2 separate regions of the Homo sapiens genome follow, and region 2 is linked to region 1. The links are chromatin loops, found by intact Hi-C in ENCODE. Cell type or tissue: endothelial cell of umbilical vein. All regions are shown on one strand.

Region 1 (2,500 bases):
AAATAAAAAATAAATGGACAGATAGATAGATAAAATGGATACTTTTTTACTTTAGTCCCCTGTATAATGAGTATGATTTATTACATAACTTAGAGGCCAGAGGTCTGGATTTCAATTCCATATTTAGTCTGACAAACTTTGTGGGTACTTTTGGACTAATCACCTAACCTCTTTGGGCTTCCCTGACTTTAAAATGATGTAAAATTAAGCAGTTGATGAAGGGGTTTCCTGAATGACATTCTGTAAAAATCTACTTTGATTTTGTATTTACAACCATAGTCAGCAAGAGATGAATGAATGCAATGGCATAGAATACTCTGAAACAAATTATAGTTCCTTAAAATAGAAAAACAATAAAAGACCTACTGTCTAGAATGGTAATAACTGAACTCTGCTGTAAACTGATTTCTATCTCTGTAACAATTTTTCAAATTGGAGAACTGGGAAACACTCAGTAATGGTAGAACTCTGAAAGATAATATTCACCAAAACAACTGGGATTGCTAAAATCAAAACATCACCACTATTAATTTTGCTGAGAAATAAATTGGTTTCTCATGAGTGTTATTGTTTGTTGGAAAAATATTCGTGCATTTTCTCTCTTGGGGCTTTGCAACATTGTAAGAATTCCCCTCAGGCTGAGACTCACAGTCAGGTTTACAAGTTGGACATACCCAGGGAGAGATCTTTAGCTGTAACCCAGAGGTAGGTTCTCAACCTTGGCTGTCAATCAGAATTATCAGGTCAAATTTTATTAAAAAGTGCTCATTTTTGAGCTCCACTCAGATTAATCGAATCAGAATTTCAGTGTAGTGGAGCTCAGACACCCATAGTTTTACACACGTCACGTCCCCCACGCCTGCCACCGCGCGCGCGCACACACACACACACACACTTGATTCCATTGTGCAAACAAACAGAAAAACCTGCAAGCTCATTGCCTCCTCCTCATGTAAGCATTTAATGTATTCAGAGGAAAAGGTTGAATTTAGATAAGTATAAATTGACCCAGCTCACTTCCTTCCCCAAACACAGGAAGGTGGAGACAGCTATTGTGTTCTGCCTTAGCATTTTCCTTGTGGTGAGAAACATAAGAAAATGTCTGGGTTATTATCCCATAAAGAAGGAAAGCTCATTATTTGTATTAATAATGCTCATTTATAGTTCTTAAAAGTGCCACCTGTTTTATAATTACTAAAGTGTTACATTTTATTGAAAGTTGGATTTTTTTTTGTTTTTCCCTATATGGTATTTTTTTTTCTTTAAGTTCCAGTATACATGTGCAGAATGTGCAGGTTTTTTACATAGGTATACATGTGCTATGGTGGTTTGCTGCACCTATCAACCTGTCATCTAGGTTTGAAGCACCACATGCATTAGGTATTTGTCCTAATGTTCTCCCTCCCCTTGCCCCTCACCCCCCAACAGGCCCCAGGGTGTGTTGTTGCCTTCCCTGTGTCCACGTGTTCTCATTTTTCAATTCCCACTTGTGAGTGAGAACATGCAATGCTTGGTTTTCTGTTCCTGTATTAGTCTGATGAGAATGATGGCTTCCAGCTCCATCCATGTCCCTGCAAAGGACATGATCTCATTCTTTTTATGCCTGCATAGTATTCCATGGTGTATATGTGCCACATTTTCTTTATCCAGTCTATCACTGATACACATTTGGGTTGGTTTGAAGTCTTTGCTATTGTAAATAGTGGTACAATAAGCATACATGTGCATGTGTCTTTATAGTAGAATGATTTATAATCCTTTGGCTATATACCCAGCAATGGTATTGCTGGGTCAAATGGTATTTCTGGTTCTAGATCCTTGAGAAATTGCCACACTGTCTCCCACAATGGTTGAACTAATTTGCACTCCCACCAACAGTGCAAAAGCATTCCTATTTCTCTACAGCCTTGCCAGCATCTATTGTTTTCTGACTTTCATAATTGCCATTCTGACTGGTGTGAGATGGTATCTCATTGTGGTTTTGATTTGCATTTCTCTAATGACCAGTGACGATGAACTTTTTGTCATATGTTTGTTGGCTGCATAAAGGTCTTCTTTTGAGAAGTGTCTTTTCAGTTTCTTTGCCCACTTTTTGATAGGGTTGTTTGTTTTTTTTCTTACAAATTTGTTTAAGTTCCTTGTAGATTCTGGATATTAGACCCCTGTCAGATGGTCAGATTGCAAAAGTTTTCTCCCATTCTGTAGGTTGCCTGTTCACTCTATACCACAAGGCTACAGTAACTAAAACAGCATGATACTGGTACCAAAACAGATATATAGACAAATGGAATAGAACAGAGACCTTAGAAATAACACCACACATCTATAACCATCTGATCTTCCACAAACCTGACAAAAACAAGGAATGGGGAAAGGATTCCCTATTTAATAAATGGTACTGAGAAAACTAGCCAGCCATATGCAGAAAACAGAAACTGGACCCTTTCCTTACACCTTATACAAAAACTAACTCAAGATAGATTAAAGACTTAAATGTAAA
Region 2 (2,500 bases), 250 kb before region 1:
TATTATGACTACTTTCCTTGCAGAAAATTGGCTAAATGGGCAACAAATATACAGTCTAATTCTTTAATGTGTACCTTGTAATCCAATTAGCATAAACATAGATGTACGTAGGATCTCTACTCAGGCTCAAATGTATTTTATCATAGCTTTGTCGTTAACAGTATACACAAAATATTTTCCCAGTAACAGGACCCAGAAAGCCTTGGAGAGAGATTCAGTGGGAGGTATTAATTTGGGATTGTACAAAGGAGAATACAGTGATGGTTTCACCCAAATGTCTCAATTCAGAATTCCCTATCTGGAATTATTTTTATTATTTTTGCTAGGAACAATCACTCTTCCAAGGTGAGAGATGGGGGAGGGGTCAAGAAGCCTGAGCGAGCATAAGCACAATGTCTGGACGGAAAATTTTCTTCTTAGCTTTCTGATTTTTAGAGAAAGTTTGTGATCAGCCTATGCCATGGGCTTTTCCACCTATAAATCCTAGCACTGGTGGTGATAGTCTCCTTCAGTTTCATGAAGCTAGCTGTGAAATACAATATGAAGGTTACTGGAAATTTTTTAGAGTTATTTTGAAAACTCAAAACATCTTGTGATGACTACATATTCAATAACTATTTTTTGAGTGCCTAGTAGGTGCCTAGCACTGGGATTAATATTGGAGACATAGAAACAACTATGACACAATCTCTGACTTTAAGAGTTTTTCAGTCTAGACAGTTTTTTTTAAAAAAAGTAAATGAAATATATGTGTTTAAGGCAAACAGCTGTGGTGAGAGGGAAAAAAAGGCATATTATACAGATGTGTCAGAGGGGGTAGGTTTCAAAATGTTCCATGGATGCTGGACATTATAGATTCATTTTATTTTCCTTTTAGAAAATGGGGAGAGATCATCCAGTAGAGATGTTCACCCCTGACCACCCCTATTAGTTCAAGGTCTGATATGTAGAGAAACACAGAAAACTTGAGTATGGGAAGATAGAAGATACCTTTTTATTTTATTTTTTAGCCATTTTATTATTTTGGTATTTTTTAATAAATCTATTTACATCTTTGTTCTTTCTTGTCTTTAATTATATTTTTATTCTAGTCACTTACTTTATCTTGAAGGAAGAAAAGTCACCTTATTAGATGACTCAAAATTTATCCCTTAGTTTTCTGAGTCATCCTTGAATCATAGATCGTGCAGTTCACACAGAAGAGAAAGTCAGGAATTAAAGAAGTAAATGAGAGCCTCCTGCTTGTCAGTGAATTATAAATCTCGCCATGGGCAATGACAGTTTCTCTGAAGCTGCGATTGACCACAATGCATGGGCTGAGTGGTCACTTGTGTCTTCATTTAACTAGCCCTTTCAAAGTGTCAAGAGCAATGGATTTATTTTTAAGTAAAAAATGATTGCAAAGAAATGTAGACAAAGGCAAAAGTATACGTTTGGAAGAAAGAACCTGACTTCCTTGTCTGTCTCTAATGACCTTGGATAAAACATTTAAGCCATCAGGGAAATAATTCAGCCTATTACCCATCTCTAAATTCCAAGCTTAGGCTCATTTAGAAACAAACAAATAAAGGAATAATTTTTTCCCAAAAAGATTATATTTTAAAATAATAATAGTAATACTAATATGAATAATAGCTTCTTTGTGTTGAGCATTTATGGGAGTCTAGGCCCTCCTTAATAACAATTTTACTTTTCTTATTGAAGTTTCACCATTCTGTGAGGGGACTACTCTTATAGATGAAAAACTGAGGCCTAGAGAGATTAAATAACTTTCCTAAAATCTCAATAATTTTTTTTTAAAAAAAGAAGATCCTCACTTCATATTCCATGTTATTCTTGCTTCAAAATGCATGTAATGACTGTTTCATAGCCACCTTGGGTCTCAGCTAAGGTTCAAGTAGCAAACAACTCTGTTTCTCTTCTTGCCGGTGGGGTGTATTTCCAGGCTAACCTGGACGTCAATTATCAGTTTGGTAATTTATCCATCTCATTCTGCTCTTCCACTTCATGTGAATGAATTTATACCCCCAGCAATCTCAGAGCTCACAATGTCCTGGCTATTGGACATCCCCTCTGGCTGCTTTCTGGGAATGTTCTCTAGCTTTCTAATCATTCCTAGATCTCTAATTGATCACCAAAGACACCTGCATTTTCTGTTCCTGTTTTTGAGATCTCAGTCGTGCCAGGTCTTCTGCTTCCTCCAGTGACCTATCACAAAATACCTCTTCTGTGTGGTTTCCCTAGTTACCTTGTTCCTACCTCACAAAGTGGCTGTGAGAATAAGTGATATGATGTGTAGAAAAGTGCTTTAGAAATTTAACACCCTTAATTTCCTCCTCACTGAAAGAGGGTTGAACTAGATATTCTTTAAAGTTCCTGTGGCTCCATGACTTCATTATCTGTGATTTATTAACTTGCAATTTAAGTGCAAATTATTTCTGATATCAGACTTCTAATATCTTAGTTTATTGCTAAGGCAGATTCTAGCAGGCATTGTATA

The links. Hi-C counts contacts between places; a loop is a spot of excess contacts. Peaks named below come from ENCODE experiments on the same cell type or tissue, not always from the same donor. Only the 100,000 strongest peaks of a DNase experiment are listed, where the experiment ranks them.
Region 2: a loop joins it to region 1, with 2.0 times the contacts of the local background. A loop is called at or near these places in 1 of 110 quality-filtered maps.

What each region holds. Positions count from the first base shown.
Region 1 is chr11:24,832,837-24,835,336 of GRCh38, forward strand. The region is part of intron 5 of LUZP2 (leucine zipper protein 2); the gene reads left to right. Among named protein-coding and RNA genes, the nearest start is that of LUZP2, 340 kb to the left of the region's middle. In endothelial cell of umbilical vein, no CTCF peak of the experiment used is centred here; a DNase peak (open chromatin) is centred at 945; H3K27ac peaks cover 998 bases.
Region 2 is chr11:24,587,059-24,589,558 of GRCh38, forward strand. The region is part of intron 1 of LUZP2 (leucine zipper protein 2); the gene reads left to right. Among named protein-coding and RNA genes, the nearest start is that of LUZP2, 91 kb to the left of the region's middle. In endothelial cell of umbilical vein, no CTCF peak of the experiment used is centred here; a DNase peak (open chromatin) is centred at 1,203; H3K27ac peaks cover 1,271 bases.